Linked DNA regions of Homo sapiens: regions 1 and 2 are each linked to region 3. Evidence: chromatin contacts called from ENCODE Hi-C or POLR2A ChIA-PET data. All regions are on one chromosome and are shown on one strand. The core of a region is the stretch at or near the end of the contact, and the rest is flanking DNA. Distances in the headings are between cores, read along the strand shown.

The links. A loop is a pair of places that touch in the nucleus more often than their neighbours do. ChIA-PET counts read pairs that join two places held with the same protein, here RNA polymerase II (POLR2A). Pooled maps may share reads with other maps.
Region 1: a loop to region 3 is called in a pooled map, with 6 times the contacts of the local background. The contact joins the promoter of OSBPL1A here to the promoter of CABYR in region 3. A Hi-C loop is called at or near these places in 6 of 50 pooled maps. POLR2A ChIA-PET finds 5 or more read pairs at or near these places in 11 of 52 experiments (A549, A673, AG04449 and 7 more).
Region 2: POLR2A ChIA-PET joins it to region 3 with 12 read pairs in AG04449. The contact joins the enhancer-like site here to the promoter of CABYR in region 3. POLR2A ChIA-PET finds 5 or more read pairs at or near these places in 5 of 52 experiments (AG04449, AG04450, H1 and 2 more).

What each region holds. Positions count from the first base shown.
Region 1 is chr18:24,396,574-24,399,352 of GRCh38, forward strand. OSBPL1A (oxysterol binding protein like 1A) reads right to left here and starts at 1,251. Exons shown (of 28, transcript NM_080597.4): 1 at 1,082-1,251. The region is part of intron 2 of LOC124904268 (a long non-coding RNA gene); the gene reads left to right. RefSeq lists a silencer at 1,185-1,314.
Region 2 is chr18:23,855,157-23,858,108 of GRCh38, forward strand. LAMA3 (laminin subunit alpha 3) reads left to right here. Exons shown (of 75, transcript NM_198129.4): 33 at 2,688-2,832. Among named protein-coding and RNA genes, the nearest start is that of LINC02958, 130 kb to the right of the region's middle. Within about 2 kb of position 1,460, at least 2 of the 41 ENCODE cell types and tissues checked have a DNase peak (open chromatin) inside an H3K27ac peak, as active enhancers do.
Region 3 is chr18:24,137,557-24,140,441 of GRCh38, forward strand. It overlaps CABYR (calcium binding tyrosine phosphorylation regulated), which reads left to right and starts at 1,506. Exons shown (of 6, transcript NM_153769.3): 1 at 1,506-1,562. RefSeq lists an enhancer at 1,091-1,150.

The DNA of each region.
Region 1 (2,779 bases), core at 1-2,500, 260 kb after region 3:
CCCCCTATAAACTGTAGACAAAGCCCACCTAGTGGTTTAGAATTAGGGAATTAAAAGGTGGATTTTGTTACTATGCTGTAATTAAGAAATCTTCACAATTCCAGCTTGGGGTGGGGAGGGAGGGGGGTGGTTCAGAATTTATACCTATCAAACTGCTGCAAAAAATTCATTGTATCGGGGTTAGACTGCAAATACTTCTACCCCTCAAAACGAATCTGCAAATTATTTCCCAGATGCTGAGTAAAGAGGTGAGGAGGTTCCAAACTCCAAATCCAGAATGCACCTATTACAGGGCAAAGACTGAAGTTTTCAGGGAAAACACATCACCGATTTTAAAGCTGATTTAATTATATTATTAACTATTCACAGACACCTAATAGCCACATTTGCAACATTCAAGCAACCTTATTTAAGCTAAGAATATCACACTGCCCACAGTTCCATTTCACAATACCGTCTGCCTAAAAACGACAACTTGAACTGAAAACTAATACTAAATCAGAATAACCCTTTTCAATGCCTCCTGCCAATCATTAGGGCAGCGGGATAAGTGAATTGTTAAAGTCTATTGTGCAGCTGCGCTCTCATTCAGTTTCAGAATCTCCCTTGGATATTCGTTCATGCTTGTAGAACCGACCACGCGGTACATTGGGAAACGGTCACATGAACAATGCGTGACTTCCATTGTGCATCAATCCTCCTCTTGTTAGGAGGAAATTAAAAAGTCACATGGACACACGAAAGTACCGAGAAGGCACGCAGCTGAAGATCTGGTAGGGGATGCATGCGGCACCAGCATGGTCGTGGCACCCGAGTGGGAAGTGCAACAAACGCCAACATCTTGTTACTTTTAACGCCTAACTTCCTGCAGCGCTGGAGCAGCCAGCGGCCGCCGGGAAGCCGAGCTCGGCTGCAGCCCTGCGTCGCCGCGCCACGACCCGACCATCCTCTGAGACGCCCGGGACGGGAGCGCCCACCCCCAACCAGGCGCGGACAGACCTCCCGAGCGCAGCCCGGCGGGAACCCGTCAGCGCGGGAACCGGCCTCGAACTCCAGGCGTGGACAGCCGCGAGAAACTGACCTACGCGGTCACCCGGGCTCCCAGAGCTCCCGAGGCGGTGGCCACGACCCCAGGCTTCCCGTCCGCCCGCCCCACGTCGAGGAAGTGGTCGTCACCAACTCTGGCTGGCACTCCCCGAGGACGCTCGAGCCCGCGTAACGTCTGTCTCCGGGACCCGGCGCCGGGACCACGGCGGAGCGCGAGGTGGCGCCGCCCCTCCCCGCAGCCCGCCCCTGGAACGCGCATCCTCCTGGCGAGCTGGCATCCCTCCCGACACGTGACCGCAGCGGGGACACGCCCGTTCCCCGCCCACTCCCCGCCCCTGCCTGGCCTGCCCACGCCCCCGGCCCGCTCCTGTCCCGCCTGGGCCACCGGCGCTGGTTCCAGGTTTTGCCAGCTACTAGGGACGCGTAAAGCCTTCGCGCTCCTCCCACCACACCCCGAGGGAAGAAGTGGCAGGCCTTACCCGGAGACTACAAGGAACCGCCCGTGTGAGCCAGTGGAAGACTCGCGTCCCCAGGCAAAATATAAGTCCTGGGTTAATAGTCTGAAGTCTGTCATTAAGCAATAGGTTATCCAGCTGCCCAGATTTTTTTCTTTTTTGCTTTGGCTGCAACTCGACCCGTGGGAACTTAATTGGCAATGTAAATTAGACAATTTACAAAAAAACACCTCCTTTTACTTTCACCTGTGAAAGGAAGCGCTTAAAATGCCATACAGGTGTAACCATTATAGAATAGATATGCGTGAGACAAGGATTTACAAAATTTCCTCACCTCCTCTCCTCCAGATTCCATGCACAAGGCGTCTAGCTAGAGGAGTTAGCAAATAGTCTATAACGTGAAGGTTCAAACTCTAGTATAATTCCACCGTTTTTGTTTTTTTCTTTTTTTGAGGCAAGGTCTCACTCTGTCTCCCAAGCTGGAGTGTAGTGGCGCGATCTCGGCTCACTGCAGCATCGTCTTCTGGGTTCAAGCGATCCTCCGGCCTCAGCTGGACTACAGGCGGGTAATCAAGGGACTGGGACTACAGGCGCGCCCTGCCGCGCCCGGACAAGTTTTGTATTTTTAGTAGAGACAGACTCTCCCTATGTTGCCCAGGCTGGTCTCCAACTCCTGGGCCTCCCAAAGTGTTGGGATTACAGGCGTGAGTCACCCCTGCAGGCCACAGCTTTGCTTTTTAAAAGCATTTCTGCATAACTAAAAAGACAGGAAATTACGAGCATACGAAAACTGATTTCTGCTTTCCTGAATTTTCTAAATGTATTTAATGAACATGTTCTTTTGCAATGAAAAAGTAATAAATAGGTATCATTTTTAAAAGGACTGTAGTTTTTCCATCAAGTCTAGAAGCATGTATTGAGAACCTATAATAGGCCCTTTTGGTCATTGTGATATGTGTGAAACAGCATATGGCAGATCTTTTGAAATGATGTTTTTGGATACCACAAGCAATCCTGCTGGTGTATCTCAGGCTGGCATCATCTTTTATTAACAAAGCAGGCACTTTACTAGCACAATACTTCAACTGCAAAATGTGTGGTAACTAAAGCAGCTGTATTTGTCTGGAAAAGAAGAAACCTCAGGGCTTACTATCTAAGGATATTGAACCATCTTTTTTTTTTTTTTTGAGATGGAGTTTTACTCTTGTGCAGTGGTGCAATCTCAGCTCACTGCAACCTCTGCCTCCGAGGTTCAAGCGATTCTCCTGCCTCAGCCT
Region 2 (2,952 bases), core at 210-2,709, 280 kb before region 3:
ACCACCAGCATCTTATTAATTCACCCTTGGCCAGAAGCCCCGCATGTTTGCTAAAAGAAACGTTCAGACCTTGGGATGCCAGTCTGCCAGGTTGGCACTTCATGGCAACACTGTCCCTCTGTGCGTGGTGTTCTTTCCTTCACTGCCAGGAAAAGAGAAGCAAGGTTCACCCAGCCTACGTCGGGCCATCTCCAATGGCCCTCTTCTGTTCTGAGGCTTCTCTCTCTGATGGCTTTTATTTTGGGAGGGGTCATCTGCTCTCTCTTCTTTCCGGTCTCTAGACCACCAGAGTCCTTGTGCTCCACACTCGCTGTCTCTCCAGAAATAAGGAATCAGCTGAGAACAGGCTTTACATTTTTGCCAGACTGCCTGATTACATTTAGTCCGAGGGTCACAAGAAGAGAGCAGTTGTTATTAACCTGGGGCCAGGAGCCCTCTGATAAGAGAATGCAAAATTGTGTGTATATGAGAATGAGTCTTTCTGTGAGTTTAGTGGACACTTTTCTGAGAATATGGCCCATAGTTTACCCAGCTTTCCAAAAGCGTCTCCGATCCTCTCCCAGAGTTTACAATCCACTGCACTAGAGCCATCCACTTCAAGCAGAACATTTACACTCTATACCTACATTACTCTAAGTGTGGTTTTGAGGCTACTTCCTTATGGAATCATTTCTGCAGGTATCGAGTAGGGAGAGGTGAGAGGGATGGGGCTGAAAGATGCAACTTGCCAGGAGGTCTTGCAAGTAATGCTGAGTTGGTCCTTTTAGTTGTGCCGAGTGGACAGAAAGGCACCGTCTCCTCCCCTTAGCCCATGTCACAGCTAGAATAGTAATAGCAAATACTTACGTGTGTGCAAGCAACTCCTGTAAGGTTTTTACATGTAATATTTAATCCTCACGACAATCCTGTGAAGTAGATATTGTTACCTCCATTTTTACAGATGAAGAAACTTGGTTGTAAAGTGACCAATTTGCCCAAGGTCCAGTAAGTGGTAGAGTTGGGATTCAAAGCAGGTTACCTGGTTCCAAGTTTATGTTCTTAATCACATACAAAATCCTTTATAAGCAGATATTTGCCAAAGGGAAATAAGCAGATATTTGCCAAAGAGAAACTTAATGGGATATGAAGAGTCGTATTTAACTTTTTTAGGATGGTCACTGGGGTAAGATATTTTCACAGGTATTAGGAGATAGGTGATGGCCTACATTTGGTAGTAATTGAACAATAAAGTGTTATTGCCTATATGCCAATAAAAATGTATTTCTAATACTTCCCTTAGTCCCACAGAAGAGAATCAGTGTGTAGGTAGATCCCAGCTCTGAATGCAGTGCTTGGCTCCCCAGGGCTCGCGGCACTTTCTCTTCCCCTCTCCAACCTCGAGTTCTGGGTTCTCCAGGCACAGCCATAGCCCACTGCTTTTCTGCCTCTGCTCAGCTGTTTGTGTTTTCTTGTCTGCCCGGATCTTCAGTTAAAAGGACCTGCAGATGGTTGAGGGTGGATGACTCAGAGTGACCCTCCCACCCCCCACTGTGCTTTCCTCTGAGCTCTGGCCCTTGCAGGTAACAAGGGACATTAAGATCCACTCTGTCACCCAAGCAGGGAAATTGGGAGTCTTCCTTGTCTTCTCTTCTTTCCTCTACTCCTCATCCAGAATCTTACAGTTCCCAGAAACCTCACCCCAAAATAGTTTGGGAGCCCATCCCTCCTCCCCATCTGGATACCTTTGCCCTAGGTTAGCCCCCAGTCTCTCTCCTGACTTGACATCCTGCTGCTGCTGCTGCTGGAATTCACCCTCTGGGCTCCATCCTTCACACAAGTCCAACCACACCCTCTCCTCCTTAACAGCTGTTCATGTTGCCTTGTTTGTAACTTGCCAAGTGCCAGGCACTGGGATGAAATTTTGCATGCACTGCCTCATGGGTTCCCAGCAATCCCAGGAGGCAGCAGCTACCGTGTTCTGTCCCTCATAGGTATGAAAAGCAGGCTTTGGGAAGTTAAAGAACTTGCTAAGATGGTGTGTCTCATATGGTCAGAGCTGGATTAGAACTGCAGCCTTGCATGCACAGGTCTCAGCTACTGCGCTGTGCTGCCGTGTCCAGCCCCTCTGTCCTGATGATCTGACACCACCTACCTCCTCAGGCCATGGGGCAGCATTCCCTGCCTGGACATCTGCCCCAGCAGCACCATGCTTGTGTTGTTCCCTGTACACACTGAGTGATCTCCCGCTCTGTTCCTTCTGTCTGGAATGCGCATCCCAACTTCTACCCTATGACTCTGCCCTTTAAAGCTCAGGTCAGGAGTCATTTCCCCCAGGGAAACTTGTCACCTGCTACTCCTCTGAACCTCAGTTAGATTCTGTGTAGGTTGTCATCATTTCCACTTATGGGCCATCTGCGGGAGCCCTCCAGGCTCGGGGGCCATGTCCCTTCTTGCGCCCTCAACACCTAGTGCTAAGCCTGACCCATCTACGACGGTCATCCATGACCATCCACAATGGCCATTGGTCAATGACCTACATTCTGTAAGTGCCTTTTATCTGCCTCTCTCCATTCTGCCTTGGACTATAAGCAGGCATTGTATCTATTTAACTGGCTTTGCACACCAATTAGTCCACTATAGTGTAAGTGAGCACTTTAAAATTGTGTGTACAAAGATGATGATTTTTGCTTCCTTTACTTTGTGTACAGATGCAAGCCCAGAATCACAGGGCGGCAGTGTGACCGATGTGCTTCCGGGTTTTACCGCTTTCCTGAGTGTGTTCCCTGCAATTGCAACAGAGATGGGACTGAGCCAGGAGTGTGTGACCCAGGGACCGGGGCTTGCCTCTGCAAGGTAAGAGAGATCGTGCAATGCCAGACAACAGCTGCCGGTCAGCAGGAAAGTGCTTCATGTTGAGTCAACATAGAAAAGTATGTGGGAAATGGGACTGACCCGTAAGAGATGTTGATAGTG
Region 3 (2,885 bases), core at 256-2,755:
CTTTTATTTACATTACCAAAGTGGTGCTGGAGGCAAGTGATGAAGGATGAAAAATATCTGCAGACCCACCAACATACTCAGTCTAAAAGCATTTCTCCCTTTTTTTTGTTTTGTTTTGTGAGACGGAGTCTCGCTAATTCTCCCTTTTTAAGTATGTAAACTTCCCGAGAAGAGGGAGCTTTCCTGGCACTCAGTAAAATAATTATTAAGTGGATTAATGAATGGCACCAGATAATGCTGACTGAGGCCTTAACATTGCTTTTATTGCAAAGTGCTCTGGAAGCCCTAATTTTTTCTGAATTAAAAAATAGGGTTTTGTTTTATTTTGGTTTGGTTTTTGTTTTGTTTTGTTTTGTTTTTGGTCAGATATCTGCCCTGGCGATGCTCTTTGGTTTAAAGTAGTTGCTTTTTAAACATTTGAAGATGGATCAAAATTAAGGCTGCTTGTACTCTGATAATCATGATTATGGTGTTATTTAGAGCCCAGCCCAAATACCTGAGCCTAAATGAGTGAAAGAGCAGAGAGTGGGCGTTTTTTTGTTTTTTTTGTTTTGTTTTTTGTTTTTTTGAGACGGAGTCTCGCTCAGTAGCCCAGGCTGGAGTGCAGTGGTGTGATCTGGGCTCACTGCAACCTCCGCCTCCCAGGTTCAAGCAATTCTCTGCCTCAACCTCCAGAGTAGCTGGGATTACAGGCACCCACCACCACGACCGGCTAATATTTTGTATTTTTAGTAGAGACAGGGTTTCACCATCTTGGCCAGGCTGGTCTTGAACTCCTGACCTCGTGATCCACCCGCCTCGGCCTCCGAAAGTGCTGGGATTACAGGCGTGAGCCACCGTGCCCGGCAGAGTGGGCGTTTTTAAATGAAGCAGTATTCCTTTAGTTTGGTAAAATTGAGCTGAAGTTACACACAGTAACACCTTGACTTGTTGCTGACGGTGTGCTTTGTGGGGATAGTTGGTGTCTGATCTCAACTGTGGAGAAACAGGAAGTTTCTGGATTCATGCTGAACTCCCATTCCACAGGCGAGTTTCACAAAAGAAAAAGTGCTCTGTTGCATACAATTATTCACTGTGTGTCTACAACGTGGCAGAAATTATTATTCCTAAAGGTGACCGAAGAGAGCTATAGTTTATGGGGCCAGGAGCAATGTGTGGAATGGCGAGGCAGTGACAAGACAGCACTGCCATAAATCTCTTACTTTCTTTCCAAACGAGCTCTAATTTTAAGCTCAACGACCAAAGACGGAGAGGCAGTCGCTTTGAGCTACTCCTGGCTATTTGTTGGGAAATCACCTAAATCCGTTCAGATTTAGCCAGAAAAGGGGAAATAAGTCTCCCTCGCCGGCCAAATCATGGCCTTTGTCGCTTTCGGCTCCCCATTGGCTGCGGCCGCTGTGGCCCCGCCTCCTTGAGTGGTGCGGAGCTTTGTGATGCGGAGCTTCGTGATGCACGCCCCGATGCCTGCGGGGCTATAAAAACGCTCGCAAGCGCCAAGTCTCCTCAGGAGCCGCCGGCAAGGGGGCAACGAGGAAGCTCTTAAGAGCGCGGCCGGAAAGCAGGTGGGGAGAATCTGGAGAAAAGGCGCACCCTGCGGCCTCGGAGACCATTATGTCTCAGGGAGTCTCTCGCAGTGGGAGAGGTCGTCGGGGCAGGCGGAGGGTCCTCAGAGTCGGGGGTGGGGGGCCTGTGGGGCGGCCCCGGCCCACACCGGGGAGTGCGGCGACCAGACGGCCAGCTGCCGAATCTGAGGCCTCGGTGGGTCCGTCGCCCGCCTCTCTTGGACAAGTCCAGGCGATGTGAGCACGCCCAGCCTCCTACATTTCACTCCCGTCTCTCCCAAACAGACCTAGCGCAAAACGAGCACTGACACAGCGGGGGCCCACATCCCGGAGGTTCTTTAGGGAGAGGTCGGGGAGTGCGGTTACCTATGGCTCCGAAGTCCCCGCTGGCATCCTGAAAGGCATCGTATTTCTCGCTTAAGGCGTTACCCTTGTGGTAGTGGGCGCATGGACGTTTACAGTTGGGCGGGGCAGGATTTAAATTCCGCCAGTGGTGGACCAGTATTGGTGATAGGAGAGATCTGGGAAGAATTATTAAGCTGTCGCTTTTAAATAACCCTAATAGTGTTTGTGACAATTTTACCCGTTGACTTTTCTCAGCTTGCTTAGGACAGTTCTTTGTGGGGAACTGAACTGTAGGACGTTTAGCGTCCCTGGCCCCACACGTTCCCAAAGTCGGGGTGAGAACTAGTGGGACGGGGGATCATGGAGTGCATGGCCGCTGTCCCCACCTTTGGTAGCACCAACTGCTAACTGCCTCCTGAAAGGTTGTTGGCGCCATCATGGTTTCTGGGAGCCACTTTCTTTTTTATTCTTTTTTTTTTTTTTTGAGACGGACTCTAGCTGTGTCACCCAGGCTGGAGTGCAGTGGCGCGATCTCGGCTGTCAGCTCCGCCTCCCGGATTCACGCCATTCTCCTGCCTCAGCCTCCCGAGTAGCTGGGACTACAGGCACCCGCCACCACGCCCGGCTGATTTTTTGTTTTAGTAGAGACGGGGTTTCACCGTGTTAGCCAGGATGGTCTCCATCTCCTGACCTCGCCTCGTGATCCGCCCGACTCGGCCTCCCAAAGTGCTGGGATTACAGGCGTGAGCCACCGCGCCCGGCCTCTGGGAGCCACTTTCAAAACGGTCTATCTACTCACTTTGGGTACTTAAAGAAAATTAGACATATGATATATATGAGTATGTATCAAATATATATATGTATCAAATAGTATGTATGTATCAAACATGTCATGCTGCCTATGCCCCTTAGCATTTAGCATGTGGGACTGCGGAATCCCCACTTCTGATTTTTTAAAAAATTCTTTTTTTGTGAGTA